2 separate regions of the Mus musculus genome follow, and region 2 is linked to region 1. The links are chromatin loops, found by intact Hi-C in ENCODE. Cell type or tissue: heart. All regions are shown on one strand. Links, peaks and the distances in the headings refer to the core of each region. The heading gives the core; the rest is flanking DNA.

Region 1 (16,150 bases), core at 3,678-11,677:
TTTGTCCACTCCTGCCTCTGGCCATACACAGCAGCCAGAAATCTCTAGACCACAAAGCCACCTACAATCAGCCCACCCCATCCAAAGACCTACCCCATTTAACATGACACATCTCCAAAGGACAACCTCAGGCCCAGTTGGCTCCTACTCTTGCCATGTACCCCTCCCTTCCTCTCCACAGCTGCAGCTTCTGGAATACTTAGCATTCCCTAGGCCTATGGCCTCTGGCTACTCTGTTGTCCTGTGCTGGTGGGCAGGCATGTCATTCCCAAACCCCGACTCCGCAGCACAGGGATACGGTACAGGTTGTTGTGCTTAATCCACATGAAACGAACGCCACCATGGGCCAAGATAGGTGACAGCATGCCCTCCTCCTCCTTCTCCATCAGAATGGGCATGAAGTGCTCCACCTCTGACATGTCCACATCCCCACGGTAGTTCCTGCAGATGAGCACCTGCATCAGGAAGGAAAGAAGGGATGGCTTCCTCTCTGAGTGCCTGAGGTAGGGTTGAGGACAATCTGTGAAGGACACAACTTGAAGCTAGTCTGATTTCCACCCTAGAGAATTCCCACCACAAGGCTCTTCCTGCACCAGAAGGCAGAGAGAGGAGGGACTGTTCCCACAGACGCTGGGGCAAGCTTTGCCTTGTGAGTACTCCATGTAGACCTCCTCATGTGGGTGCACTTGGCTCTCTGAGCACCTTATCCCTGAGGAGTCCAAGTTTATAAGATCCCACTGAGGCCTGGACAGGAATAACCCTGCCCTGCTCTTCCTCACTGCAGAGTCTGAACCACTGTCCACCATCCAGGGGGACTGTGGAACGGCAAAGTTAGTGGCTCCTCAGAAAGTGACACCAGAGTTAAGCATGACCCAGTGGCTTATCTTAGAGAATCAGAGAAACTGTGTGTCCATGGACACTCAAAAGGAGAATGGAGCTGGGAGTGGAGATGGGTCCAAGGAGCCCAGGTACAGATCAAATCTACTATGCAGCCAAGGACAGCCTTCAATTCCTGCTTCTCCTGCTGCTGCCTCCTGAGTGCTGGGATGACAGGTGTGAGTCAGCCCACATAAATGAACACTTCAGTGGCTGAATCTTAACTAGAAACAGACCAGAGACAAAGATATATCTTTCAACATATGTATGGAGAATTTGGGTCTGAACCTACCCAAAGCACTCCACAGCTAGGTTCCAGGACCCCAGGATTCCAGAATCTGAAGGCCCTCCAATACAGTGCTGTGGTGTCTAAGGACAGCCTGCTCTGACAAAAAAACATGCCTGAGGAGCCGGGCGTGGTGGCGCACACCTTTAATTCCAGCACTTGGGAGGCAGAGGCAGGCAGATTTCTGAGTTCGAGGCCAGCCTGGTCTACAGAGTAAGTTCCAGGACAGTAAGGGCTACACAGAGAAACCTTGTCTTGAAACAAATAAACAAACAAAAAATAAAATAAAATAAAATAAATAAAAAAAATCCTAGAGCCAGGTGTGGTGGCACACGCCAATCCCAGCACTTGGGAGGCAGAGGCAGGTGGGTCTCTGAGTTGGAGAATAGCCTGATCTACAGATCAAGTTCCAGGACAGCCAGGGCTACACAGAGAAACCTGTCTCAAAAACCAAATAAACAGGGGCTGGAGAGATGGCTTAGCAATGAAGAGCACTGGTTGCTCTTGCAGAGGACCCGGGTTCAATTACCAGGTTCAATTATAGCAGGTCACATCTGTCCATGACTTCAGTTCCAGGGCTTCTGACACCCTCACACATGTAGTCAAAATACTAATGAACATAAAATAAAAATTGTATGTGTACGCGCGCGCGCGCACACACACACACACACACACACACACACACACACAAATAAACAAATAGATAAATAAATCTCAAGTTGGAAAATGGCTTGTTGCTTAAGTGTGCTGCTGCTCTTTCAGAGGACCCAGGTTTAGTTCCCAGCATCCATACTGGGTAGCTCACAGATGCTTGTAACTCCAGCTCTAGGGGATTTGATGTCTTCTGGCCTCCAGGAGCACCTGCACACTTGTGTATACACCAGTATCCCTCTCCCCTTAACCCTTCCCCCACATTTTTTTTTAAATCAGGATTTACCATTCAGGGTTAGTGGAGGACATATATAGAATGTGAATGCAGGACATGGGACTCTGAGATGCAGGACATGAAGATGCCCAGGGTAGGCTCTACCCTCAGAGTCACTGTGCATAGTGGAAACCAATCAGGAAGTGCTCCCTGGAGGACCCTGAGGAAGTGGCTGCAGGAAGGGGCCACGAGGAAGCTGTGGGTGAGGGCCCTGTTACTTGGTGACAGTGCCTGTCTTGTCACACTGTCTGCTATCAGCATGGCTAGTTGGCCATGTGGCAGTGCTACAGCAATCCTGAGATGCAGTGCTAGACCTGCACCACCTGCTGCCGAATCTGTCACTTCAGAAAGCACTGTCTCTGCTGCTCCTAGCTGGGAGACTGCAGTGAGGACAGTTCCTTCCCAGTCCTTTTTGGGCCTCGTTGGGGACACAGTGCCCACAGAGTAAGCTTTTGGGTCTGATGTTCCCCACCCCATCTGAGGAACTCACACTTGCTCACTTCTATCATATCTCTTATGTGGTAGGCTGCTTAGTGTGTGGGGTTTTTGTTTGTTTGTTTGTTTTTTGTTTTTTGCAAACTGGGTTTCTTTGTGTAGCCCTGGCTGTCCTGGAACTCACTCTGTAGACCAGGCTGGCCTCAAACTTAGAAATCTGCCTGCCTCTGCCTCCCGAGTGCTGGGATTAAAGGCGTGTGCCACCACCGCCCTTCGGCTGGTTAGTTTTATAGATTGCAATGTTCAGAGAGGTGGAGCTGCCTGCCTGAGGTAACACAGAAGAAAGAGAGAGCAGGGTCACGATCTCAGAGGCATCCTTACTCCCACTGACTGTGCTCACTGAGAACTCTTCTCCTGGCAGCTCTAAGCTCACTTTCTTCCCCAGATGTGCAGGGATTGGGCTAGACTGGTCAGAGCCAGTCAGAAGGCCTGACTGTTTACCTCACCAGGGCTGCTCAGGAGTTTGTTTGCTTGCTCAGAAAACATAGAGTGAAGCTATGTGATGGCTACCACCATGGTAGCCAAGGTCGACATGGTTCCCTCACTGTCACAGCTGTCTGGGGACAACTGGGGACCTTCTCACTAGTCTCGCCTTCAATCAAGGCTTGAAGAGATAGGGAGGAGTATCAGGAATCCCCTAGGGACTCAGGGAGGACAGCCACTTCTGAACTGGTGTGGCAGTGTAGGGAGACAAGCAAGACACTGAGACAGCCCTTCTCTTTGCTGATCTCTCACCCCATGGTCCTTCCCCATGAAGCAGAAGAGGATTCGGCTTCAATAAAAGCTAGACAGGGAGGGGGCTGGTGAGATGGCTCAGTGGGTAAGAGCACCTGACTGCTCTTCCGAAGGTCCAGAGTTCAAATCCCAGCCACCACATGGTGGCTCACAACCATCTGTAACAAGATCTGACTCCCTCTTCTGGAGTGTCTGAAGACAGCTACGGTGTACTTACATATAATAAATAAATACATCTTTAAAAAAAAATCTAGAAAAGCTAGACAGGGTGGCCTCTACTCGATCAAACCCAGGGGCAACTCTCTGTCCCTAGAGGAGACTCACATTCCTACACCCTTCCCCTGCAGCAGCGCTGTCCACCTCTGAGACCCAGGGCCTCCAGGGTGCCTTATGGTCATCTTGGACATTTTCTGAGTACACCTTGTCACTCGCAGACCCTCTCCACCAAAGCATGTGACATGTTAGCTTTTCCATGGCTCCTTTTCCTTCTCAGCAGAACACCTTGGAACTTGCTGAGTTCTGTCTAACAGCTAGGCTCTGCTCTGGTCATCAGGAGCCAGTATGGAATGAGTTTGGTGTGCCTTCTCAGGAACATCGGAGGAGAAAGGAATGGACAGATAAAACATACATGTAATGCAGTAGGCAGTATGGGCTAGAAGATGCAGTGTGCACAGGGTGGGGTAGGATACGATCCCAGTTAGGGCAAGCAGGAGAGGCTTCCTGGAGGAGGTGTTGTTGAACTGAAGCCAGGCCACACAGCTCTCCACAGATGCAGGTACAAAGGTCCCAAGGCAGAAGCAGACAGGTTGTCTCAACACCTGCTTTAGGGTTCCCACTGGCTAAAGTGGAATGAGCCAGAGTCACATGGAAAAGCACTGGGTGGGAGGGTAGGGAGATTATGAGAACTCAGACTATACAAGTCCTTGTGAACAACTGGGACTTTGTTCTCAGTGCCCAAAAGGGAAGCATGGAGAGAGGAAGGCGGGAAAGCAATACTTCTGTACTCCAAATCTAGAGTCACCAGAGCCACAGACAGCATCCAAGTGTTCTTGGAGGACCTCCTATTTGCCAAAAGTAGCCACATGGAATCCCTTGGTAATGAGAGGCTCAGTGTGGCATGTTGTCATGAGGCTGGTTTGATTTTAGAAGGAGGCAGGAAACTACAGCTTTCTAGAGACAGGTCTGACCACATCCCAACCTGGGGACTCCTGCCTGGAACTGCAGTGGCCCTGGAGCTTCCTCCCATTGCATCCCCAAAGTCCCAGCACCAGTCTATGGGCTGACTTACACCCGGCATGCCAACTGGGACATCTGTCACCTTCTCAGAACCACATCAGGTGCCTGCTCTGCTTGGATGTCTTTCATAACCTTCTCTAAATGCCAAACAGAAGGCAAATAGCTATTCAGTTGCTGGTCCAAGTGTTCTGCTAGGTCAAGAGGCCTGTGGAGCCCAAATACTATGCTCTGTTGACCTTGCTAGGGCCAGGCTTGTCTCACATCTATACTCAATAACTCAGATAAGGCTCTTCAGATCCATTAGGAAAGCAAGGCTCAGACTGCCCAAGGTGCTGAGCCAAGGTGCTTGTCTATGATCATACAGCTCAGCTGCGGAGATTGGCTGAATCCACATGTAAATATGGCTCTACAGCTTCAGCCCAGGATGGGTACTTGCTTGTGCCAATGAGATGTTTGCTAAAGGAACAAGCAAGCCACGACAGGCAGCCCACTGTACCTCTAGGCCAGGTTGGAAGGCAGAGCATATGTCATGAGACCTAGGGAACACTGCCCCTACCCAGCTTCCCAGAAGGCTGTGGAGGAGGCCCAGGTCTGGAACTCACCAGTTGTCGATCTTGGGTGACATACAAGGCAGGTACACACTCAAGGGACTAAGGAAAACGTGGAGGGTGGGGCTCTTCTAAGCTCTAGCTCTTCCATGTAGACTGGACATCAATGTTCTTTCACTGCTAAATGTTGGACTTGTTTACTGTGGCTGGACCTGTTCTGGTAGCTTCCAAACATAAGAGGCTGGCCACTTGCCTTCCACTCTGACAGCCTGAGGTAGAGCGACAGACAGTGCCTTTCTTAAGGCTAAATGTGCCTTCCTGGAAGAGGCTTTTGCATAGAGTACACTGTGGCTGCCTGACAGAGAGCTTGTTGTTCTAGGCTCTATCCTCAGCACCACAAAACCATCCATTATGCTAGGGAGACAGCTCAGTCTGTATTTTCCAAATATCCGACCTGAACTCTATACCCAAATCCCAGGTAACAGCCAGGTGCTTACCAGGTGGTGGTGGCAAATACCTTAATCCCAGCACCTGGGAGGCAGAGGCAGGTCAGTCTCTAAATTCAAGGCCAGCCTGGTCTACAGAGTGAGTTCCAGGACAGCCAGAGCTACACAGAGAAAACTTGTCTCATAAAACCAAGAGAGGGAAAAAGTCAGATTCTGCTGGGAAGTACAGACAGGCAGATCCATGCGTTTTAACGGTTCAGGCAGCCTAGCTCAATCAGTCTAGTGACCCGAGTTCGATAACAAGAGCCCATGTAAGAGTAGCAGGGGTCTCCTTCCTCCACACACCCGCAGAAACACACAAATGAAGATTTCTTTCTCAGATAACGCTGGGCAAGATGCCAGGGTCCTGTTTCTGTGCAGGGCCTTCATGTCTCAGCAGTCTTTGTTATTCCCAGTCAGGATAGCTCTCCCTGATTCTTCAGTTGCAGCTGCTAGTCCATTATGAAGACATGGCCCCAATAGGTATTCATCTATTTCTGTTTTTTCCAAGTGACTAAGTTGAGCTATGACAGATTAGGCTAACCCACGGTGGCCCTGGGCTTAGCACCTGCCTGGCGAGGATGCTTCCAGGCCGCTACTTCCCAGTAATCAGTGTGACTCTAGGCACTGTTTCCCCCTCTAAAACCACACTTTTGTTTGTTTTTGTTTTTCGAGGCAGGGTTTCTCTGTATAGCCCTGTCTGTCCTGGAACTCACTTTGTAGACCAGGCTGGCCTCGAACTCAGAAATCCGCCTGACTGCCTCCCGAGTGCTGGGATTAAAGGCGTGCGCCACCACGCCCTTCTTAAAACCACACTTTTATCATCCGCTTCTCTTAATGTCATAGGAAGCTCAGTGGCTCTAGGGAACGCTGAAGCCTGTGGAGCGAGGGACCGACCTAAGGCCATAGTTCCCGCCACGCCTCTGGCCAAGGGTCGCACGGTCCCCGGGGCGCAGGGTCCTGCTACAGGAGTTCGCAGGAGAAGCTAGAGTCCGGTACCCAGGCGAACAAAAAGGGAAAGGGGCAAAGCGGACAGTTACCTAGCAACCGCAGCCCACCAAGTTGGCTAGCAATGGGGCGGGACTCGCGGAAAGACCACCGCCCATTTCCTAGTAACTTGGTAGGGCTGGCAAGTGAGGCTGCCCCGCCTGCCTGACGCCCTAGCTGGGCTGGTCGGCCAGTTGCCTAGCAACAGGGTGGGTCCTGACAGGGCGAGGGCCCGTTGGTTGCCTGGCAACGCGGAGGGTGGCGAACCCTTCAGTACCTTGCCCTTCAGATCCAGTACGTAGACGGCGCTGGCGGACATGGCGGCTTTGGAAGGTCTCGGCAGTAGCCGAGGGCGGCGGCAACGGCAGGAACTGCGGGCGTTCAGCAAGGCCCGGCGCGCCCCGAGACACTTCCCCTCCACTTCCGGTCCATGAAGCAGCGCGTGGACCGTTATGTCCGGTCTGAAGGGAGCCGCAAGTGCGCAGGCGCGTAACTGAGTGCAAGCGCAGTAGGAACTTTTTGGCAGTATTTTTCACCCATAGCTCAAACGGGCCGGAAGTCAGGGGGCGTGGCCTTCCTGAAGAGCGGGGCCTGGAGGACCAGGGCGGGGCAGCTTTGTCATTACTCCTTGTACCTGAAGGACTAGCTGTGGAATGAAGGTGGACGCTTCCAAGCCTGTTGCTGTGAGAAGACGCTGAAAGCGGAACCGATTTGGAGTTGAGCCTTTTTTTTTCTTTTTCTTTTTTTGTTTTTTCGAGACAGCCTTGCTTTCTGCAGAAGTCAAGTAAACTAATATCCCGTCACTGACTGTGACTCGCCGTTAGGTGGCGCTTAAAGGAAGTCAGTCTCCCAATGGCAATCCAGCCTTATCAGCAATCACTTGTCACTGTCAACCTCTCAACTGACTGGGCTTCACCCGTCTTGCCCCAGTGAACCCAGGGTAGCACGTGTGTAACTTAGCCTGTGCCTAATTCACAGTAAGGCTGAGCCGGGCGTGGTAGCTAGCGCACGCCTTTAATCCCAGCACTCTGGAAGCAGAGACAGGCGGATTTCTGAGTTCGAGGCCAGCTTGGTCTACAAAGTGAATTCCAGGACAGCCAGGACTATACAGAGAAACCCTGTCTCAAAAAAACAAAACCAAAGTAAGGCTGATTAAATTTTAATTCTGCCATTCTTCTTTTTTCGAGACAGGGTTTCTCTGTATAGTCCTGGCTGTCCTGGAACTCACTTTGTAGACCAGGCTGGCCTTGAACTCAGAAATAAACCTGCCTCTGCTTCCCAAGTGCTGGGATTAAAGGCGTGCGCCACCACCGCCCGGCAAATTCTGCCATTCTTAACCACCTTTCTGCCACCGAGAGATCAAAGGAGCCCATCAACACTCCTCCCCGCCCCAAGGGCTTTTTTTTGTTTTTTACTTTGTGTGGTTTTTTACTTGTGTGACACATAGTGAAAGATTCCCGAAGGGAGACCCTTACTCAGACACTTAAGTCCCGGGACAGCCGCGTACCCAAGAAGACACTGAGACCATACATAAAATGTAGAAGGTAAGATTTAATAAAGCAGCGACATGAAAGCACACAGACCAGAGCTCTGGGGTCGAAATAAAGCAGCAACATGAAAGCACACAGAGCTCTGGGGTCGAAACTCATACACCTTAGCACAGGGTAGAGGAGTCTCGACAGTCAGCCAAAATTTTTCACAGGCTTATATAGTAAAACTCAAAGGGGGAGAACTGGGCAGGAAAAGTACAAGTTTACATCACTAGGGAGTTCTGCCAAAGGAATCTAGGTAACTAAGGAGTCATGTCCTATCAAGGAATCTACGTCAGGAGGCCTTTATCTCAAAAATGTTCTTGGAACAGTTTTTTCGAACTTTAGGGTGAGGAGTTTTGGGGTGAAAAGTTTAGGAGTGTTCCGAGAACAATCTCTAGATGGGAGGGGGTGGGCTCCGAGGTAAAAAATTCATGTTCTTACAAGAGGCCAGTAATTTTTCATTCTTCATTCCCCACTTCTTCTTGTAAGTAATTCTAATCTTAGAATTTCAGAAGTCTATATCTCTATGTGGAGAATACTGCATTTACTCTATCTTTAACATGGGAACAACAACAGAATAAGGCAGATTAGTAAACAGAACTAGGCAGGGACCCTTCTAGTGAGGCTTGAGGGTCTCAGCATGACGCAGGTGTACGCAGATCAGATCTCTGGCTGGAACTGGTAAGATGTCCTTGGGGTACCCAGCTTGTTCACTGTAGCCAGTTGTGATCAGACTTCTTTCTGCACCACCTGTAAGCCTTATAACTTAGTATACAGATCATTATTATAACAACATAGGTTTAAACACATTATTTAAGACAGTGATGGGCATAGGAGCCCCATAAAGGATCTTAAAAAGAGTAAAACCGAATCAAGAGGGAGTATTCTCAGTTCTAAATAGGGCAAGGGGAAGGAGTACCAAGTAAGTCTGTGCCAGTCTCTAGGATTAATTTTGTCAAGGTCTGTTTAGAGTTTTATTCAGTATTTCTATCTGTCCTGAGTTCTGAGGTCTGTACACATAATACAATTTTTATTTGACCTCTAAATACTTGGCCACACCCTGACTTACCTGGGCAACAAGGACAGGACCATTATCTGACACTATTGCTTTTGGCACTCCGAACCTTGGAAAATTTTTAATAATCTTCTTGATGACTATCTGAGCAGTCTCAGTTTTACAAGGAAAAGCTTTTATCCATCTTGAGAACGTTCACAAAAACCAGAAGGTATTCATACACATATTTTTTTCAGTAAAGTCTATTTTTCAGTAGATGTCAGGTCTGTCTCCTCATGAGAGGACTAGTTTTCTTTTTTCAGTTTCTACTATTTTATACAGGGTTTCTTTTACCAGTCTTAATTTGTCTATAACTTGATAGTCTTCAGACTGTCAGGATCATTGCTCTTTAGGATGCCTGGGCGGTTAGATTTGCCACCTGATTTTTTTTAGCCACAGCATCTTAGGTCTTTCTCTGCAGATGTCAACAGCTCTCTTTGTCTGTATATATAGAGCTTGTATTAAAGCCACAAGTTTAGCTTTCTGGGCTGAGGTTCCTTTAGGGAGGCTGCTGGCCTAGATCACTTGCTTTCTGTCCACCACTGCACTGCTGTCCCCGCCTTCCGCTTACCTTCAACCTCCAGGCTACTGCCATCCGTGTACCAGCTCAAACTCTCAGGCCAAGGCTGATCTGATCCTTCAGATCATTTCGAGTATGAGTTCCTTCTGCCAGAATGTCAGCACAATGATGAGTAGGTGAAGTCTCAGGCAGTAGTGAGATTGAGGACAGCAGGGGGAGCGAAGGTCACTCGTTCAGTCAACAAAAAGCTCTGACAATGTGTCCATCCGTCAGGGGAACAGTTGGATAATGCTTTCAAGAGCGTTAGTCAGCCATCGGTCATGGGGGCTGAACCACACTTTCTAGGACATGTGCCAAGTTTTGTCTCAGAGTCAATTTATCTGCGTCCTTGACCAGAAGCCACTATGTGCAGACAAGCAGGCCATCCTACAGCCACCAGGTCTAATTTTTTGCAAGTATGCCACAGGTCTTTTCTAGGGTCCCAATCTCTGAGTAAGAACTTCTGGCAAAACCGTTGTTCTCATTTACATTTAGGAGTCCCAAAGTTGGGGACAACATCAGGGCAGTCTCAAGAGCATCTAAGGCCATCTAAGATTGTTCTCTTTATTTCTCTATACGAAGGACTGTTTATCTCTTTAACTCAGCAAACCTGGAATTCACAATCTGCAAAAGCCCGCAGTGCCCAGGAACTTTTTAGCTTGTTTTGCACTGGTCGGTGGAGGAGTATGAAACACAGTCTCTTTTTCTAGCTGCTTCAACAGGTAGGCCACCGGACTCTTCTAAGGACTCAGCTTCTGTATTAGCACCCCTTTTGTTATTTCTTAAACACATTGATCTTCAGCCAAAAGCTTTCTTTTGTTGCCAGGTACTATCTAAGTTTTCTAATTTTCCTGACTTTTGTGACCAGCATTTTATTTTTCTTATCTCTTTGTCTCACAGCACAGTTCTGATTCTGACTCTGGTCTCTGTCTTTGTCAGCCTCATGTTTCTTTAACTCTTTTTCTTGTCTGACTCTTATACCCTGTCCTTTTAACTTCTTGTTACCTTGGTCAGATTGTTGGGACTTTCTAGTCCCACAGAGACGAGACCCCCATCAGAGCCTGGCAGTTAGACTCACAGGTGCTCCTTACCTTGGACAGAAGCCCCAAGTGGGTGGATGCCTCTCTCACTGGAGTTTAGAACAGACTCACTGCCAGCAACTCAGGGTGGTGCCACCTTCTGAGATGAGGGAACTTTAGAGCAGAGACGGGAGTGCAGCTCTCACAGCTGGCTGCAACCGGCACTTATCTTAAAGTGAAAGCAGTTTTTCTGTTAACAAGAGACGGGATGGGAGGGACAGGGGAATGAGAAGCTGCCTGGGAACCTGCAGCGCTCTTGGCCGGCTACTCGAACAGCCTCCTCTTCTTTTTATTTCAGCAGCCACAACATCCAGGCCACTGACTTCTCAGGGACCACTCCTCATTTGCTCCGGATTTCCGAGCTCATTTTTCCCTAGGCTCCAGGTCCATGGGCGGGACCACTGTGACCCGCTGGCTGCTCTCTGGAGTTGGAGTGGGAGGCAGGGCAGCTGAGGATCTGAAAGGAAGTGGTCAGCATAGGGATCTGACAGGATTCTTAGGCTTATTTCAGAAGGCATAACTTAAAAACAGTCGTCAGTCATCAGTCCAAGTCTGAACACAAAGAGACACAAAAGACACACACAGAAACCGTTTTTTAGGCAACCACTATAGAATCACAGTACCACAGAAATGACAAACACAAGCAAGACCAATACAGGGCATCTTACATGCGATTTCCAGAGAAGCTTACTGTCACTATGACCAACCCAAATGGACCTGTCTCCATGGGAAGGCCCCAGAACCTGAGACCGGCCTAAAACCAAACCAAGATAATCAGTCAACTCCTTGGGACCAAAACCAGACCTGAAACCAGACAAACCAAAAACAAAACAGAATCAGAAGGTGGTCCAATGGAGGACACACAAGTGAACAAGACACACAGACATACAGACAGGGAGGGATCCCACTTTATCTCCGACGTACAGTGTCTGTGTCTCATGACAAAAACCACAAGCAAAAACAAGATAGCAACAGAGAAAAAGAAGCCTGACGGGGTCGGATTCCACATCGACTCCCTTCCTCCTGAAAAACAATTTGCCTGACGGCGGCGATTAGTGACAAGTCAAAAGCACCCTCAGGTGGCCAGCCCACTCTAAACGTTGGCCACTCGGAGGCGCAAAAGGTCTGCCACGGACCCTTTCTGACCTCCACCGACTGGTTGTGGGCTCTGACCCGCACCTCCTTCCAATGCTCCAGAGTCAGAGAAAGGGGAGTGGACACAGATTGTCCCATTTCTAGAAAAACAGTAGTCACAACAAGAGCGGACACGAGACTAAGACAAAAAAGAAACCAGAAGAATCAGATGGCCTCTCTAAGGCCGGCCAATTGAGACCCTCTGCACGAGGTGGGACTCGAACCCACGATCCCGTGACCAAACGCGAGGTGGGACTCGAACCCACGGTCTCGCAACAAGGCGCGAGGTGGGACTCTAACCCACGATCTCGCAACAAAACGCGAGGTGGGACTCGAACCCACGATCTCGCAACTGGGCACGAGGTGGGACTCGAACCCACGATCTCGCAACACCAAATGGTCTCTTGGCCTTCAAAGGGGTCCACCAGGCGTCCCTGATCCTCCCCTGTTCCTCCTGGGACGTCTCCCAGGGTGAACGGACGGTGGACACCTGGACACGTCTATCCTTATCCACCCCGCGCTCCCTCTCGGAGTGCGGTCTCACTGAGCGTCCGCAAAACTGAAACTGCGATCGCACCAGACTTAGAAACAGAACACAGACATCAGAACACAGACATCAGACCAAAACAGAACAAAGAATCTTACCTCTAAGTGGGTCTAGGACCTCTGGGTGGTCGCGCTGTTTCCCGGCCAATGCACCAAATGAAAGATTCCCGAAGGGAGACCCTTACTCAGACACTTAAGTCCCGGGACAGCCGCGTACCCAAGAAGACACTGAGACCATACATAAAATGTAGAAGGTAAGATTTAATAAAGCAGCGACATGAAAGCACACAGACCAGAGCTCTGGGGTCGAAATAAAGCAGCAACATGAAAGCACACAGAGCTCTGGGGTCGAAACTCATACACCTTAGCACAGGGTAGAGGAGTCTCGACAGTCAGCCAAAATTTTTCACAGGCTTATATAGTAAAACTCAAAGGGGGAGAACTGGGCAGGAAAAGTACAAGTTTACATCACTAGGGAGTTCTGCCAAAGGAATCTAGGTAACTAAGGAGTCATGTCCTATCAAGGAATCTACGTCAGGAGGCCTTTATCTCAAAAATGTTCTTGGAACAGTTTTTTCGAACTTTAGGGTGAGGAGTTTTGGGGTGAAAAGTTTAGGAGTGTTCCGAGAACAATCTCTAGATGGGAGGGGGTGGGCTCCGAGGTAAAAAATTCATGTTCTTACAAGAGGCCAGTAATTTTTCATTCTTCATTCCCCACTTCTTCTTGTAAGTAATTCTAATCTTAGAATTTCAGAAGTCTATATCTCTATGTGGAGAATACTGCATTTACTCTATCTTTAACATGGGAACAACAACAGAATAAGGCAGATTAGTAAACAGAACTAGGCAGGGACCCTTCTAGTGAGGCTTGAGGGTCTCAGCATGACGCAGGTGTACGCAGATCAGATCTCTGGCTGGAACTGGTAAGATGTCCTTGGGGTACCCAGCTTGTTCACTGTAGCCAGTTGTGATCAGACTTCTTTCTGCACCACCTGTAAGCCTTATAACTTAGTATACAGATCATTATTATAACAACATAGGTTTAAACACATTATTTAAGACAGTGATGGGCATAGGAGCCCCATAAAGGATCTTAAAAAGAGTAAAACCGAATCAAGAGGGAGTATTCTCAGTTCTAAATAGGGCAAGGGGAAGGAGTACCAAGTAAGTCTGTGCCAGTCTCTAGGATTAATTTTGTCAAGGTCTGTTTAGAGTTTTATTCAGTATTTCTATCTGTCCTGAGTTCTGAGGTCTGTACACATAATACAATTTTTATTTGACCTCTAAATACTTGGCCACACCCTGACTTACCTGGGCAACAAGGACAGGACCATTATCTGACACTATTGCTTTTGGCACTCCGAACCTTGGAAAATTTTTAATAATCTTCTTGATGACTATCTGAGCAGTCTCAGTTTTACAAGGAAAAGCTTTTATCCATCTTGAGAACGTTCACAAAAACCAGAAGGTATTCATACACATATTTTTTTCAGTAAAGTCTATTTTTCAGTAGATGTCAGGTCTGTCTCCTCATGAGAGGACTAGTTTTCTTTTTTCAGTTTCTACTATTTTATACAGGGTTTCTTTTACCAGTCTTAATTTGTCTATAACTTGATAGTCTTCAGACTGTCAGGATCATTGCTCTTTAGGATGCCTGGGCGGTTAGTGTGGGAAGCCGCCCCCACATTCGCCGTCACAAGATGGCGCTGACATCCTGTGTTCTAAGTTGGTAAACAAATAATCTGCGCATGAGCCAAGGGTATTTACGACTACTTGTGCTCTGCCTTCCCCGTGACGTCAACTCGGCCGATGGGCTGCAGCCAATCAAGGAGTGACACGTCCGAGGCGAAGGAGAATGCTCCTTAAGAGGGACGGGGTTTTCGTTTTCTCTCTCTCTTGCTTCTTGCTCTCTTTTCCTGAAGATGTAAGAATAAAGCTTTGCCGCAGAAGATTCTGGTCTGTGGTGTTCTTCCTGGCCGGTCGTGAGAACGCGTCGAATAACAATTGGTGCTGAAACCCGGGACGAGAAAATCCGGGACGAGAAAAAACTCCGGACTGGCGCAGGAGGGATACTTCATTCCAGAACCAGAACTGCGAATCAAGGTTATAAGGTTCCCGTAACACAGACTGTTGAGAAGGATTCAACTGCCGAATTCAGAACTCATCAGCTGGGGAACGACGGTGATAAAGGTTCCCGTAAAACAGACTGTTGAGAAGGATTCAACTGCCGAATTCAGAACTCATCAGCTGGGGAACGGAAGTGAGAAATGGCTTTACGAGGTATGCTTGGCCTTAAACTTTCTCTAGTGTTAGAAGCCCTTTTGTTCCTTTTCACATGTTATCAAGTGATTAAGGCAGGGCTAAAAATTCTAGATGAAATTCAGGACAATCTATCAGAAGTAAAGCGGGGAGAGAGAGTAGGAGCAAAGAGAAAATATGGTTCACAAAATAAGTATACAGGCCTTTCCAAGGGTCTTGAACCTGAGGAAAAGTTTAGGTCAGGTAAGAATACCTGGGGAGAGATTAGAAGGAAGGAGAAGGAAAAAGAAAAGAAAAAAGATCAATCAGCGGAGGCTTCTAAGAGAAGGAGCCTATACTCATCACTAGATGAGCTCAAGGAGCCAGTTTTTAGTAGTTCTGAATCAAATGAAAAGGCTATTAGGGCCTGGAAGGCGCTCTCCCGAGCAGGTGAAGCCACTGGACAATAATGACAGAGGCAGGCTCTTGCAGCCTACAAGGTCTTATTGTCTACCCTGGAGTTGTAGATCAAAATTGTAAAGGGGAACTTCAGGTTCTCTGTTCTTGTCCTCAAGTTGTCTTTTCTATATCACAAAGGGACAGAATAGCTCAACTAATAATAATTTTGCCAAGCCTACATGGCTGTTTTTTCTTCTTCTGGTATTCCTTGAGCTGCCAGAGGGATTGGTTCTACTGAAAGTGATTCTGATTACTTAATAATGCCTTTAGATTGTTGTCAAATTTTATCTACTCACGTAGGGGTAAACCCTCGTGGCGTCAGGCCATTACAGGTCTGACAGATGGATGTCACGCATATTTCCTCCTTTGAGAGAAATCAATATTTACATGTTTAGATAAGAAGAGATCACCTCCATACCTTAAATGATTTTCAAAAGCTGTTGGGAGATATTAATTGGCTTAGACCTTTTTTAAAGATTCCTTCCGCTGAATTAAGGCCTTTGTTTAGTATTTTAGAAGGAGATCCTCATATCTCCTCCCCTAGGACTCTTACTCTAGCTGCTAACCAGGCCTTACAAAAAGTGGAAAAGGCCTTACAGAATGCACAATTACAACGTATTGAGGATTCGCAGCCTTTCAGTTTGTGTGTCTTTAAGACAGCACAATTGCCAACTGCAGTTTTGTGGCAGAATGGGCCATTGTTGTGGATCCATCCAAACGTATCCCCAGCTAAAATAATAGATTGGTATCCTGATGCAATTGCACAGCTTGCCCTTAAAGGCCTAAAAGCAGCAATCACCCACTTTGGGCAAAGTCCATATCTTTTAATTGTACCTTATACCGCTGCACAGGTTCAAACCTTGGCAGCCGCATCTAATGATTGGGCAGTTTTAGTTACCTCCTTTTCAGGAAAAATAGATAACCATTATCCAAAACATCCAATCTTACAGTTTGCCCAAAATCAATCTGTTGTGTT
Region 2 (16,150 bases), core at 4,930-12,929, 62 kb after region 1:
ATGCCCCAGTACAGGGGAACGCCAGGGCCAAAAAGTGGGAGTGGGTGGGTAGGGGGTGGGGGGGGAGGGTATGGGGGACTTTTGGGATAGCATTGGAAATGTAAATGAGGAAAATACTTAATAATAAAAAAAAAGAGTCCAGCATCGGGCTGGAGAGATGGCTCAGTGGTTAAGAGCACCGACTGTTCTTCCAGAGGTCCTGAGTTCAATTCCCAGCAACCACATGGTGGCTCATAACCACCTGTAATGGGATCTTATGCCTTCTTCTGGTGTGTCTGAAGAGAGCTACAGTGTACTTATATGTAATAAATAAATAAATATTAAAAAAAGAGACCAGCATCATTGAGGTGACATCTTCTGGGAAGTGTTTTCTGAAAGCACAAAGAGGCTGTGTTCCAGAGATAGCCAAGGTTGTACTCCTGCTGCAGTGGGACTTGGTAATGTGTAAGGGTCACCCAGGTGATACTGGTTTTGAAGGCATGAAGGGGTCATGCAGAGCAGCTGAGGCTAGGCACTGTGAGAGGCCATGGAAGGCCATTGGTGAAGGTACAGCCTCAGTTGCAATTGATGGCCCAGGACTGAAGGGGTCATGCAGTGTTTTGGAGATGCCAGTACCATGAGATGACCACCAAGAGCAGAAGCAGTGGAGTACAGGCATCTGGAGCCTAGAGGATGACACGTGTGCTACAAAGGGCAAGGCTGGAGAAGTGACCCAAGCCCTTGGAGGAGCCCAGAAGATTGTGAGTTGGATCCCAGACATTGGATGGTTGGAGATTGATTTTTGCTTTTGATTGTGACTGTGCTCTGATATTTTCCCTCTTGAAGGAAGAAACTATTTTAGTGGAGCCCACAGTTAAGAGACTTTTAACTGTAAAAAGACTTTGGATGTTAAAAGAGATGGACATTTTAAAGAGATTGAAATTTTAAGAATATGTAATGACTGTAGGATGTTTAAAGTTATTTAGACCTTGGGGATGAATAAGAATGTAAGGGTTGAGGCTTAATAGTTATGTGTTTGTGTGTCAAGTTGACAAGGGGTCAATTGTACTGGCTGGTTTTGTGTGTCAACTTAACACAGCTGGAGTTATCACAGAGAAAGGAGCTTCAGTTGAGGAAACGCCTCCATGAGATCCAGCTGTAAGGCATTTTCTCAATTAGGGATCAAGTGGGAAAGGCCCCTTGTGGGTGGGACCATCTCTGGACTGATAGTCTTGGTTCTATAAGAGAGCAGGCTGAGGCAAGCTAGGGGAAGCAAGCCAGTAAGGAACATCCCTCCATGGCCTCTGCATCAGCTCCTGCTTCCTGACCTGCTTGAGTTCCAGTCCTGACTCCTTGGTGATGAACAGCAGTATGGAAGTGTAAGCTGAATAAACCCTTTCCTCCCCAACTGCTTTTTGGTCATGATGTTTGTGCAGGAATAGAAACCCTGACTAAGACAGCATGTTAGTTAGGTGAGCCAAAGTGGGCTTTTTATTGCTGGACTTCATACTTTGAACTTGGTAGTCAGTCTCAGGAGGAAGTAGCCAAATAAGGGAATAGATCTCAGGGGCTAGCTTTATGAACGTAATCTAAAGGGATTTTTAGCAAGACAAAGGTATCTGGACGAAGGGCAAGGGCTGCCAGAACCATGCTCCCCGTGTTGGAGCTGGCCAGAGTCCTTTCAGAAGGAAGGGAATAGTGGTGGCCACCAAGGCAGGGGAGACAGGGATACCTGATGGAAGATAACAGAGTGGCAGGAGTCTGGGGTGGGGGGGGCGACACTCTGAGATCCCTCTCTCTCCACATCAGCTTCTTCTGTTGACATCATAGGGTGAGCTTCAGTGGACAGCCTTTAGGGTAGGTAGCTACAGCGGAGCTGCATCAGCTTGGCCCAGACTCCAGGAGTGGGGCCCCATTTTATCCTTCTTTCTGCATATGACCCTGCTTCTCTTCTTTCTTTTGTTCATCCTTTTGTTCATTTCTCAAACACTGACTGGCACCAGTTCTGTGCAGGTACAACATTAGATGCCAAAGTTGAAGTAGAAGGAATAATGGGGTACCTCTTGTCTGTGAACTTTGAGAGGCTGAGGCAGGAGGGAAGCTATATTTGGGCCAGTCTACGCTGTACCCTATCTCAAAAGGTGAGCATGTGTGTGAGCAGCATCATGGCTCAAGGGATAAAGGCACTCACTGCCAAGCATGATGACCTGAGTTGAGTTTGATCCCCAGGAATCACACACACACACACACAGAGAACAGTCCCCCCCCCCTTTTTTTTAAGTTCAAAAAATAGAGAAGTTCTACTACCTCAACATTGCCACACTGGGCTTGAACTGTGAGCCCAAGAACCCTGGAAGGATATGCAAAACATGATACCACACACTGGTATATTACTCAACCAAAAAAAAAAAAAAAAAAAAAAAAAGGAAGTTCTGTCCCAGGCTACAACTTGTATAAGGTAAAAACTTGCTACTGCAGGGTATGATAGCACTCACCTTTAATGTCAGCATGTGGGAAGCAGAAGTAGGTAGATCTCAGTGAGTTCAAGGCCAGAGTGCTCTACATATCGAGTACAGGGTGGCTGGGGCTACATAATGAGGCCCTGTCTCAACAAAACCATCCATCAGAAGCTGTTGCTCAGCAACATCAGCCAGGAGCAGAAGGGTTTGTGTAACCACACTGGCACACAGCTTGGCAGGCAAATCTACAGACAGATGACAGGCTGCCAGTGGCAACTCACCAAGGGGGACAATGGGAAGTAGTGGCCTGTGCATGAAGACTAGGCGATAAAACATATTGTAATCTTGATGTTGGGGAGGATATTTTAAAAATCTGTGATTGTTAAAAACATGTCTGCTGGGCGTGGTGGCACACACTTTTAATCCCAGCACTTGGGAAGCAGAGGCAGGCGAATTTCTGAGTTCGAGGCCAGCCTGGTCTACAGAGTGAGTTCCAGGACAGCCAGGGCTATATAGAGAAACCCTGTCTCGAAAAACCAAAAAAAAAGAAAAGAAAAAAAAAAAGAAAAAAAAAGTCCAAGGGCTTGAGACAGCTGGTGGTTAGGAACACTGATTGCTCTTGCAGAGTACTAGGATTTGGTAGGGCCCCCACATGGTGGCTCACTTGTAAGTGGCTCTAAGGAACCCAAAATATCTCCTGATCTCCAGGGGCAACAGGCATGAATGTGGTACACAGTCACATATGTAGGGAGAACACATAAAAATAAATTTAAAAAGCCTCTTCCAAATCCATATAGAGCTCACACTAGTCTTTTTCTGTCCTAACTTCCCCAGTACTGGGAACAGCCTAAATAGGTCTCATGACCTGCTCCTTGGTGCCCTTTTTATCTTAGATATTTTCATTATTACTCTATTATATCGAAAAACAAACAAACCCAAACATCTCTCTGCTCAAAGGCTAAAGTAGAAATTTCTGGTTTCTTTGGAAACTATTATATCAGATGATGTTTTGCTGAAGCAGACACGGGTTAAAGGATATTTTGTTTAGACAGAATATAAAAATGACCCCACGGAGAGTGGAGCAAGGCTCTAGCGTGGGTTTGCTTGCTCTGCCTGGCTAGTCTTCACTGACAACGCTCTTGTATGGGTTTGCTGATCTTTGTGTTTCCTAACTCCATAGAGAGTAACTTGTCAAAGAACTTCTCGTGATATTCCGGTGGTTTCCACAGACTCTGGACTGATTGGCAGAGCCTCAGTTTCTTCTTGATAGTACTCCTGGTGCTGATTCCTGTGTGAGTGCTGACTGCCGAGCGACTGCTGGCAAGAACGATTGAAACAGCCCCAAAGAACTATTTCTAAACAGGCCCACAACCCCCATTTCCTATTAACTTTTCACTTCTACAACCTCTGGTAGGTGGTGGCTAGAAGGGAGGTTGAAGTGTTTAAGAACCCTTATTAAAGTAGGTTTTTGAAAAATCTAAGTCAACAAAAGGGGCTATGATTTTCAGCAGACCGTGGGCACCAAATCTTGTCCTTGCACCCTGCTTGGTAAACACTGGCTTGGAACCCAGATTACAAATATGCCTGGCAGGACCAGATATGCTGAGCTCTTTCTGAGGGCCAACTAATTCTACAGGGATGTGAGTTATGCTATAGATAGGAGGCAGTTTTTTGAGAGTCTGGCCTGCATTATGTATGTCTGTCCATGTGTGTGCATAGTGTTGGAGCCCAGATGTGTCAGTCCTCTGGGACTGGAGTTAAAGATGGTGGTGAGCCACCAGGAGGGCGCTGGAAATAGAACCCGGGCTTCTGCTAGAGCAACAAGTGCTCTTAACCACCAAGTCATCTTCAGCTCCTACAGGAAGGATCTTAAGAGTGCCACTTTGTACAACTTTATAACCAGTGTTCACATCTTGGTTGTCTTCCTCACCCACTCCCCATCTTCCAGGCATCTTCCTCCAAACTATGAGGTGGGAGCTGTGACCCACTTTGTGGCCCACAATGATATGAGCCAGCTGGGTTTGGTGAAGACTGCCTGCCATTCCAGCATCATAGAGGCTGAGTCAAGAAGATTTGCTGCAAGTTCAAGAACAGCCTGGGCTACATGATGGCCCGATGCAAAACAACAAAAACACCCCACAAAAAGCAGATCCAGCTCAGCATGGACTTAGGAGGTGGTGGGACCTTTAAGAGGCAGGTACTTTGGGGAGTATGGTGGAGTGCTTCCCAGGTAGGAAGTAGGCAGTAAGAGCCAGAGGGGAGGATGTGTGCAGTGTTTGCCAGACATGACAAGTAGCTCACTGATTCTATGACTGCAAGCACAAGACCACCAAAAGACCATGCCAGCCAAAATCCTAGTGTGGATGGGGAGGGAAGGATGATGTCCCACCCCAAACTGAGGAGACACTGGCAATAGATGACTGCTGGCTCATTTGTTAGAGCTGCGAGTGCTCAACTGCAGAGCCACCTCTCTAGGCCTCAGGCCACTTTTTGCTAAAAGGCACCTATTGAACCTGTAACCAATCACAGCCACCTGGTGGTGCTGCACAGGTGGAACTACTTCTTTTTAAATGCACTTTAATCTAATTTTCTGAGTGCACTAGTCAGTGTAAACATGGTACATCAGAGACTCCAGGGGAGGGCAGGTGACTATTGCTGGTACGTTGGTTTTAATTTCAAAAAAGGGAGAGATTTTGATACTGACAGCTTGGACTGACAGCAGCTTGGAGCTTGGGGGAAGAGTTAGAGTAAAAAGAAAGGTGCTCCCAAAGGACACCCTCCCACCAGGACATCAGTCCCACCAGGACATCAGTCCCACCAGGACACCCTCCCACCAGGACATCAGTCCCACCAGGACATCAGTCCCACCAGGACACCCTCCCACCAGGACATCAGTCCCAATCAGTCTCCCCAGGAGGACAGAGCTGTCACATCACAACTGGGTAAAGACAGCAGGGGAGCGCTGTGCCATGGAATGCTTGTCTGGGACTCAGGGACCAGGTGCCCTGTGGGCACAGGGCAGTCATTCTGGTTCCCAATTTCCCAGGTATGCTGCTAGAAAATCAAAGACAGATTCATTTCATGGTGTTAGGAATCTGGAAAAATAAAAAAATCATCTTAGATAGAAAATGAACATCCGATTAGAGCCAGCCAGAGAAGATTGGGGAGGCGGTTTTGGTGCCACTGAGGCAGGTGGCCCAATGACAGTGGGTCATGGGAGAATGGTGGTGACGTCACCTCAGTCTGAATCGCAGACTCCCATCCTGCTCTGGCCATGGAAGCGGTCCACTTCTTCCAAAATCCTCTAAGTGAGCTTTCCTTAGTTTGTGCTTCCCTTTGGTTTGACACGTAAGGAGACAGTGGACATGGCTGTCACTTGTCCACAACTGAGAACAGCTGAAGGCAGGTGCAGGCTTGTCCCTCAGTGGCCCCGGTGGTGGTGCTTGGAGTATGGGGGCCAGGCAGGCTGGGCACTACCGCTGGCTACCTTCTGTGCTGGAAGGACAGAAGGCTGGAAATGGAGGCTGCCGGGCCCCCACCCAACCTCTCTCCATCTGTGCCTATGAGGCAGGGGACGGATAGGCCTGACTGGCAGATGACATAGGAAAAACAGCAAAATTCTAACTCTCTCCATCTCTGAAGGTGGAAAAGATCAGACGGTTACTAAAAAATAATCAATTTCTCAATCGAGTCCGGGCAGCCGTGTCCAAACATCAGAGGTGGAGGCTGGCCCGGGGCAGGCACAGTCAGCTGGGCTGAGCACAGGCTCAGAATGGGCAGAGACCTTGTCCTCACAGGAGACTGCACCGGAAGAAGCTGGTCCTCTTCTGCTGCTCCACTGTGATCTTGACTCCATGGCTGCTCCCCTGCGGGCTGTTCCCTTCCTGAAGTCACAAGTTTGCCTTGTTACTTACTGTGGCTTGTCAGCTCTACCTACTACCCACAAACAGCTGTCAAATGGTCTGTCCATAACTGTCCAACTAATCACTCCACCATCCATTACCCTAGATCCAATCACCCACTAGCCATCCATCCATCTATTTGTCCCCCTGATGTTCAACCATTCCCTGCTAACTTACTGTCCATCTACTCATCGAATCTCTATCTTCTGAATCACTACCCACCCCCTATCCAATCCCCCACCTACCCATTATCACCCTTCCCACTCCCCTATGATCGATCACATCCACTCAAACTCTTGCAGTCATTCACCCTCAAAATCTGCCACTCTCTTCCAAAAGCATCCCACTGTCTCCTGACCGTTCATTCACCTTCCACGGCCCCCAGGCTGCTTTCATCTGCTTCTCACCATCCCCCAGGCCGTTACTCTTTCTTTTTTCCTCCCCACCAACACCCAGACACCTCCTTCCACACTCTTCTGTTTCTTGCTGCCACTGGGCAATGACCTGAGGACCCTGATGCTGGTCAAGTGCTCTATCATTAGCCACATCCTCCAGCGATACAATCATCTTGTTTTCTCCTCTGCTCCTCCTTCCTCCCTACCTTTTCCCCATCTACTCACCTATCTATGCTAAACACCCCTATCGTCTATCATGGAGGCATAGAGTTTTCTGCCTCTTGTGCTCCAGTGGTGCAGAGGTCCACCTGTTGCTAGCAACACAGGAGCTAAACGCTAGTCCTTTTCTTACAAAGAAGGTTTTTAAAAATTAGATTTACGGGCTGGTGAGATGGCTCAGTGGGTAAGAGCACCCGACTGCTCTTCCGAAGGTCCGGAGTTCAAATCCCAGCAACCACATGGTGGCTCACAACCATCCGTAATGAGATCTGACTCCCTCTTCTGGAGTGTCTGAAGACAGCTACAGTGTACCTACATATAATAATAAATAAATAAATCTTTAAAAAAAAATTAGATTTACTTATTTTTGTGCGTGTGTGTGAGCTCGTTTCTTCCAGTATAGGTCTGCTATCAAACGAAGCTCTGAGTTGTGTGCTGTACTGCCTGCCTGGTACATAGGTTGTACAGGGAATGCTGCCGTTTAGATGTAAGCATGAAGAGATGCCACGAGTCCACCTTGTGCCTCACTGGTGGCTCAGAGCCCAGTTGAACGTGTGGGGCAGGCTGTATTTCACGCATTCTGTTGGGTGATCACACTTCAAAGAGCCTCAGGAGCCGGGCGGTGGTGGCACACGCCTTTAATCCCAGCACTTGGGAGGCAGTGACAGGTGGATTTCTGAGTTCGAGGCCAGCCTAGTTTACAAAGTGAGTTCCAGGACAGCCAGGGCTATACAGAGAAACCCTGTCTCAAAGGAAAAAAAAAAAGAGCCTCAGGACTAACCATTGTTCTCTGATCTCTAGTAACACAGGTAGGTCTGGGGAGGGTAAGAGCTTAGGGGACAGGGTCACATTGTATTCCTAGTGTCCCCAGGCTTCAGTGACATGTTAAGCTCAGTCAGGAAAGCTTTGCCTTCTTTTCTCAGCAATGGCCTGCTAGGCTTGAAAGGGTCGCAGTGATGGCTCAGTCTGAGGTTGACCCCCAGCAGACATCAGCCAGGTGTGGAGGCTGGATAGCTCACAAGTTGGAGCACCAGTGGCTTTTGCAGAGGACCTGGGCTTGATTTCCAGCACCCATGAGGTACAGCTTACAACTATCTGTGACTTCAGCTACAGGGATCCCATGCCTCTGAGGTACCAGCATACATGTGTCCTCCCTGCCCCAAAAGGGAGACTCTAAATAAAAACAAATAAACAAACAAACAAACAGATAAATAAATAAATAAGCGTTGAAGAGCTGTTTAGAGCACTGGCTGCTTTTCCAGAGGACCTGGGTTCAATTCCCAGAATGACATGGTAGTTCCTATCTGTACCTCTGTTCCTATCAGTCTCTCTGGCCTCTGAGTGCACTAATCATGCATTTGGTGCAGACATTCATGCAGGCAAAACATTCATACTATGAAAAAGCCAATAAGATAATACTGTAAAAAAACTGAACAAAGACCAAGCCAGGGTGGTGGTACTTATAATCCCAGTGTCAGGGTAGGAGAGACAGAAGGGCCCGAGGTTCACTGTCCAATCAGAGATCTTGTCTCAAAAGCTAAGGTGGGAACTGAATGAAGAGCACACTGACACTGACTTCTGGCTGCCATTTGCGCATGTACACACATGCAGACTGACACACACACACACACACACACACACACACTCTCACTAGGATGGCAGGTCTGGGCAGTGATGTGCTGTCCCAGTCAAGGGTGGCTGCATCCTACAGAACCCCACATGGAGGAAGGACTTGGACTCACCAATTTTTTGTCCATTTTTGCTTTGATATCCCTGGCAAGAGTGAAAAATGCCTGTGGAAAGAACAGGCCGTCAGCACCCTCTAGTGGTGGGAAGTTATTGGCTAGAGGGAAGGGAGGTCTGCCTCCTGTCCCCAGTCAGGCTCCCATCTGTCACCCCCTGTAGAGCACCTTGGAACAAAGGCCTTCCCCCAAACCAACAATCCTGTGAATGCGAGCAGGCATTATTCTCAGTTGGCCCTTGATGACATGAGGCTCATAGACCATGTGATTTGCCCAAAGGTATTGCGTGGTTAACTGGTTCAGAAGGGTCTGGAAGGATTATCTATCCATGGCTATGTTCTGTCCATGCCAATTCCTTTTTTTAATTTTAATTTTAGAGAGTCTAGGTTAGCCTTAGACATCTGTAGCTGAACATGACCTTAAATCTCCTGTTTCTTCTGCCTCCACCTCCAAAGTACTGGGACAACAGGCATCACTATCAAGCCTGGTTCCTCCTCTCTTTAAAGAACAGCTACAAATTCCAGTTTGCAAATGACTGCTGTCCCATGGAGGGGACAATCTGAGGTAGGTTGGATTTAGCATCTCCATGCAGTGTTGGAGACCTGGAAAGTGGGGCCAGGGGAGAGTGCATGGAGATGGGCTGGCCTGGACAGGGGAACAAGAATCTGATGGCAGGAAAGGAGTGTAGCAAAGGCTGGGGAGGGCAGGCCCAAGTGGCTTATGGGAGGAGTAGGAGTGAAGGGAATTGAACAGGACAAAGGCCTTGGCCACCGTCCTCTGGGTACTTTGTGGAGTGATGTGAGCGATTTAGCCCCCGCCCCCAGTCTTGATGTGTAGCCCAGGCTGGTCTCAGCAATCCTGCCTCAGCCTCCTGAGTGCTGAGATTACAGGTAGCTCTGCAGGTCTGTTTTTGAGTGTCACTAGGGCTGTGTGAGAAAAGCTGAGGGCCAGGTGCCAGGCTGGCACTGCCTTGGGGACAACATAAGGATGAGGGCACAGCACTGGGACCTGGATCCTCACTGGGGATGTGAATTAATAGTGTGGCTGAGAGGAACACAGCTGGGTGTAGGTAGTGGGTACTAGGTACTGGAATCTGAGCTTTGATTTCCCTCATTTGCTGAGCTAGTGAGACTGTGTCTTGAGTGCCTGACAGAGGGCATCCTGAGCCAGAGGCCAATCCCTCTGGATACTCCAGGCTGAATCTCCCAAAGGAAAGCCCCTCCAGCCCTGGAGCACTGATCCCACAAGCCCATGGCTCCCTGCAGGATCTGACTGGACTCACATTCTCCACATTGATGTTGGCCTTTGCACTGGTCTCCATGAACTTGATCCCATAGTCGAGTGCCAGCTGTAATGAAGGCGACACATGAACACAGTGTGGACTCCCATTGTTTCCTAAGGAATGGAAACTGGGATGGGCTGCTACCATACTCAAGCTAAGGGTGTTACCTTCACTGTGTGATGGTACTGCACACCACGTGGGGAGGGTGCAGAGGAGAGGAATGTGGCATAGCCTAAGCCAGCTCTGTTCCCTGCTGTGATGCCAGCTGTGCCTGGCCTTGCTTGGTTCTGGTGACAAGATAAGAGTTCACTGCCAAGCTCTCATTGCTAGCCACGAGGAAGCTCTGTCTTGCCTAGGGTTATCACCTCACAAGGATCTCTCTATCTCAGGCAAGTCAGGATGGCAAAAAGACTAGGAAGAAGCACCCAAGCTGAAAACGATCACGAGGGCAACACCTACCTTTTCTCCCCGTTCCTTGGACACCTGTCTCTTGTCATTCACATCACACTTATTCCCCAGTATCATCTTCTCCACGTCTGCAGAGGCATGCTGAGAAGAGGGCAGATCAGGGTCAACGTGGAGGGCAGGGTGTGGACTGCTTGGTGGCTGGCAGCTCATGTCCCTAGTGGTTGAACACTTCTTGACTGTGCAAATGGCTTGCACAGATCATGGTCACTAGGCTCCAGAGGCATGACTCCCAGAGCAGATGCTCAGAGACCTTATCCACGCCCTCTAGAGCAGTTCCATGTTAGCTTGTGAGCCATCCCATGCACACACCATGCTACATCTGGGTTCCATGATCTGGGTTCTAGGAATTGAACTGAGTATATCAGGCTTGCTGGCAAGTGCCTTTATCCACTGAACAACTTGCCAGCTTAAGTCCCAATGCCGGCTTGGATCTTTCAACTTTCTCTTCTCTATACATTCTAGAAACAAGGCTGTGCCTAGAACAGGCAAGACTTCCTGCTAAGTTCTTGCTGAACACCCAGGCTTGGCTCAGCTCTGACTGCTCTCCTAGAGATGGGTCCCTCATCAGTCCCTCCAGCAGCTCCTCTGTAGAAGAGACCATGCTTCCCAAAGGAGAGAATATCAGAGAGCAGCTCTGCTGTAGGGGAAACTCATTCTTTGCTCCCTGTCATACCTCCTGTCTGCCAGAGGATCACTCAGGGTATCCCCAAAGCCAAAATCAGAACTCCTCTTTTGACCAAGATGACTTCTACAGCCAGGGCAAAGGCCTGGTCCCAACACAAGCTCAAAGCTCTCAATTTCGTCTCTGCCTGGCCTGGGTGCCCACCAGTCTTGGGTCCAGAGCGAAAAGTGCTCCTTTGTGGTTTTGTAGACAGGTGAAGTTCTTGACACCTTAGATCCAATGCCCCACCTGCTTAGTCATCAGGGCTATAGGTGGAGCTGGCCAGGGAGGGAATAGGTGTGGCTAGCACCTGGACAGAGGACAAAGTTGGCTTTGGGAGGGTAGGCTGGACTGGCTGCCTCTTTATCCCTTTATAATTCAGGGTCTCATTCTATGACTACCTGTTGTCCCAAATGTGGACTTGGACAGGCTCATACCCTGTTGCACAGCAGCTCAAAATGTTTGGACCAAATGCTCATGTGACCCCAAACAGAAATGATTGTAAGAGCAGCCAAATAGCACTGTGTGGCTTGTGGGCCAATGATGATTTCAGGTGGACAGCAGGGGTCTTGGTCCTATTCCTCTCTCTCTACCTGTCTCCCAGGTTCCTGGCTCCGAGTCACAGCCCAGGAGAGGAAGCAAAAGGGTACACTCACCTCTTCAATGTTCCGAATCCAATTCCGGATGTTGTCAAAGGACTTCTCATTGGTAATGTCGTAGACCAGCATGATACCCTGGTTGGGGAGAGAGTGGGACATGGACTTTGAGGGTCTACAGGACAGGCAGTGTACCCATCAGGACTGGATGTGGCCACTGTTGGAGATGACCACTGTCTTGGCCAGCCAGTTAGCTGTCATCTTCTCTACCTACATAGTGACCTTTCTGACTCCCAAGCTAGACCTTGAAACACTTTGTAATGAGCCTTGCTGGCTCCCTATGCCAGCACAAATGTGTGCCTGGACCCTCAAAGACCCCCAGACTCAACCAGTGCCTCTTCAGGATACCTGGCATCCTATCTACTATGTGCTAGGCTTACAGCAGGTTGGGCTATGTACTCAGGCCCTGCCCTTGGAAGGGTCGGGACCCTACCATGTCTGACCTCATGTGCCTTCCAGTGACTCAGAGCTGAGATCTGCTTTCTGAAGAGACCAGGATAAGTGGTCTCTTCAGATCCCTAATGAATATGAGGGGATACCTAACAGAGTCCACAGATCCAAAAGACGCAGAAAGTGGCCTCAGCCCAGCTTAACTCTACTGACTCACTGCTACTATAGAGGAGAAACTGAGGCATAGGAAGATAGATCTTTTTGTTAAGATGGAAATCCATGAGACCTGAGTGCTGGCTCATGCTTGAAATAATACTCAGAGGCTGAGGCAAGAGGACTCTTGCAAGTTGAGATCAGCCTATGCTATATGTAGATCCCCCCTTCTCCCCCCCCCCCCACACACACATACACACAAGCCTCAGAGGACAGAGGACACTGAATCAGAGAGCAATCACCCTCTGATAGTCTGGTACAGCCCTGGATTTCCTTATGTAGCTTCAGGAGTGTGTGTGTGTGTATAGGTCAAAAGAGAATTTGCAGGAGTCTAGGCCTGGGTTTCCTATGAGGCGCCTACAATGGCTTAGTTGGTAACACTATCAGGAGGCCCACATAGGATGAAGCACCGTGTGTTTCCAGGCTGTAGCTGGCTGGAGCCTAGGCCTTGCTTGCCCCTCTCCCTCAGGCATCCACTACAGGGGAGAGTCTTTTGTAGAATGCAGCAGCCCATCTCTAAGGCTGCCCACATTTGCCGTGGAAGAGGAAGGACCAGCCGGGGCATAGGTCAATGGCAGGCCCGAGTCAGGGCCTGGGTTCCATTCCCAGTCCTGAAACCAGAACCAAATAAAAACAAAGTGACATGGGCTTTTTGTGTGAGCTGTAACTAGCCCGCGCAAGCTATAACTAATAATTCACTAACTAATTTTAGCACCCAGGAGGCTGATGCAGAGGCTCACTACAAGTCTGAGGTTCAGAGATGATGCCAAGAGAAAAATCAGCCTGGGTATGACAGTGTTTGCCTTTAATAGCAATACCCAGGAAAAGGGAGGGTCAGGCAGGTTTCTGAGTTCAAAATCAAGCTGGTCTACATAGTGAGTTCCAGGTCAGCTAGGGCTACACAGTGACACCCTATCTCAAAACAACAAAACAAAAAAGTGTATGTAGCTCAGTTGGCAGAGCATTTGCCTAGAATGCATGAAGCCCCAGGTTCCATCATTGGCTCCTTGTAACCCAGGCATGGTTTACATGTATGTAAGGTGGCACAGACCTGTCATCTCAGCATACAGGAGGCTGAGGCAGAAGGATCAGAAGTTCCAGGCCAGCTTAAGCTACACAGTGAGAACATGTTTCATCAAAACAACACTGAAGTAGATTCCCACCGTCTTGGTGCTGGTTCGGGCACAGCCAGTGAATCCGTGTGTGAACTCAGGCTGGACTGCCAAGTCTCAGGATCCTGTCCACACCTGTCCGCACCTGATCAGGGCATGGCCATGATCCAACGAGAACCAGGCTAAAACTGAGGGTGCTACCAGTCATGGGGGGGAGGTGGGGAGAGGCTCAGGGAGACTATCTGAGTCTAGAGAGGTCCAAATAGCTCTCTCCAGAGGACAGAGGTACCCCTGACCCCAGTCCCCAGGAAGGGCAAAAAAAAAAAAAATTAACCTTAGCATAGAAGATGCTATGGTTGCAGACCATAGGACTGAGTCTCCAATGTTGGCTGCCCTTCCTGGGATGCTCTAAATACTTAGTCTAATGTCACTATTCATGCCTGTTGATCCCAGTCCTCATTAAGTTCTCAGGCCTCCACGAGGACTGAGACTCACACTGTGCTCACAGTATGGATAGCATGCTGGCAAGAACTGGGAGCCTGTGGCCCTAAATGGCTGGTTGAGCTACAGAAGGCACAGGTGAAAGAATGGGACTCTGGGACAGATATCCATTTGTTTCCCCAGGAATGTGGGGACATTTCTGAGAGGAGGTAGGTTGGAAGGTGGCCCAGGATTCTGGGTAGGACTGAAGTGGCTCCTCCTGCTTTCTTTGTTCCTTCACGCATTGTTTTGCATAGTCTCACACAAGCAGCACCTGGTCAGGGTGGGAACCTGTTCTTTCCTGTCTCCCCCTCTACCCTTCCCCATCTCCACAGGGAAAATATGTGGGGGTGAGTTTGCTAGTGCAGGTCCAGGTGGAAGATGGAACAATGATAACCCCAAGTAAGTCCAAACTTCAAGTTGTTCTAGTAAATTCCAGAGTATTAATGGTCTCTGTGGAGGCTAGCCGAGGCTTGCCTTCGCCTGAAGGATGGTTCCCTGGTGCTTCTCTCATCCCTACACTGGGTCTGAGGTCCAGAGGTTATTATATACGAGGAGATAATGTTTCAGAGAGCCAGTCAGGGCACACTGACCTCTTTAAAGCAAGTTCGGGTCCTGAGTTACCTAAAGAGTTGGAACACAGGCTCTGCAAGACACAAAGGTTGGCCAGGTATGGTGGCACACACCTGTGATATCCTAGCCTGGGGAAGCTAAGACAGGAAAATTGTGAGTTTCCAGCCAGCTTGGACTACAAAGTGAGTTCTGGGCTAGCCTGGTCTTACTGGCAAGTTCCAAGCCAGTGAGAATCACTCAAGGAATAATGTTGGAGGGTGACCTGACCTCTGGTTTCCACAGTCATGTACACACATGCACACACAAATACACACAACAACATTTTAAAAACATATAAAACAAACTGTGTGCACTTGGTAAGGTAAGACAGAAGGATTTTGAGTCCCAGGCCAGCTTTGGCTATATTGTGAATTCTAGGCCAGCCTGGGCTATATCTTGGGACTGTTTTAATAAGATGAGACAATAACAACAGAAGCCGATCACTCAGGCCTTACTACTACTACTTGTTTCTACTTCAACAATAAAAAGTCAGTACCATGGCACCCCTGTAGTAGGCTGTCGTGATTGTTCGAAACCGCTCCTGGCCGGCCGTGTCCCTAGAAGCAAAGATGAATGGTATTAGTGACACCCTTGGCCTGCTGGATTTCTCCCTTGAGTCCCTCCTGCTCAACAAAGAGTCACCTCTGTTCCTGTGATTACACAGAAGGGCATATGGAATGATAGACCAAAGCCCTTCCGAGCCCCCTGGTCGAATGTCCCAGTGGCCTGTGCCCCCTCTACCCTTCCACGTATTAGCTCCAAGGTATGTCCTGGGGTCCCTGCAGCCAATGCTGAGGGTAGGCCGTAGTCTTGACTGTCAGAAAGAGCAGGGTGAGCTCAGGGGCTGCTGCTCCAAAGTGCATTCTGTCATTACCTGCATGAAGGAGGTTGTGTCCAGGGAGGGGGCATCTGAGTTAATGCCACCTGCATATATGGGGTGTGTGGTTTACAAACAGGTGTTTTACTGAGCTACATACTCATCTGTCATCCTGGCACTAGAAAGGCCTAAGCAGGAGGACTGTAAGTTCCAGGCCAGCCTGGGATTCACAGCAGGACACTGTCAGAGAGTAAGAAAGGGACAGGGTGTACCTGGTGGTAGTGTTTGCCTAGTACATACAAGGTCATAGTTCCATCCCTAGGTCTGGAAGAAAGTGACTTACTGAGCCCCTGGCTCTTCCTGAAGGCCCTGGCTGTCTGGATTCCACAGAAAGGCCCAGTGCTGACTCCGAGCTCTACATCTTGCCTGCAATGTTTTCTGTTATTTTTATTGTTCGTGAGTGCCAAAGCACAGGCTGGAGACTTGCAGAAGTCGGTCTTCTCCTTCTAGGTCTAGGTCTTGGGATTGAACTCAGGGTCAACAGGCTTTGCAGAAAGCACCTTTACTTGCTAAGCTATCTTGCTGGCCCACTGACTTTGAATCTTATTTTACTATGGCACAGGGGATGGAACTCAAGTGTTCTATGTATGCTAAGGCAAGTGCTCTGCCACTGAGTCCTGTTCCTAGCTCCAAATCTCTCATCTTAATGTTAATGTTAATTCTCAGATGACTTGCTGGTGGAACTTGCAGAGAACATACATGG

What was found. A loop is a pair of places that touch in the nucleus more often than their neighbours do. Peaks named below come from ENCODE experiments on the same cell type or tissue, not always from the same donor. Only the 100,000 strongest peaks of a DNase experiment are listed, where the experiment ranks them.
Region 2: a loop joins it to region 1, with 2.4 times the contacts of the local background. A loop is called at or near these places in 18 of 42 quality-filtered maps.

What each region holds. Positions count from the first base shown.
Region 1 is chr8:72,230,944-72,247,093 of GRCm38, reverse strand. Ap1m1 (adaptor-related protein complex AP-1, mu subunit 1) reads right to left here and starts at 7,076. Exons shown (of 12, transcript NM_007456.5): 1 at 6,851-7,076; 2 at 299-455. The coding sequence starts at 6,892. Gm51536 (a long non-coding RNA gene) reads right to left here and starts at 5,149. Exons shown (of 2, transcript XR_003947404.1): 1 at 4,606-5,149; 2 at 3,127-4,156. In heart, for the core only: CTCF peaks have their summits at 7,172 and 7,373; DNase peaks (open chromatin) are centred at 4,683, 7,043 and 7,453; H3K4me3 peaks cover 2,166 bases; H3K27ac peaks cover 1,687 bases.
Region 2 is chr8:72,170,217-72,186,366 of GRCm38, reverse strand. It overlaps Rab8a (RAB8A, member RAS oncogene family), which reads right to left. Exons shown (of 8, transcript NM_023126.2): 3 at 15,067-15,127; 4 at 11,764-11,841; 5 at 10,438-10,527; 6 at 9,979-10,044; 7 at 8,697-8,747; 8 at 5,001-6,322. The coding sequence ends at 6,230. Among named protein-coding and RNA genes, the nearest start is that of Hsh2d, 11 kb to the left of the region's middle. In heart, for the core only: a CTCF peak has its summit at 8,791 (motif pointing left); a DNase peak (open chromatin) is centred at 8,786.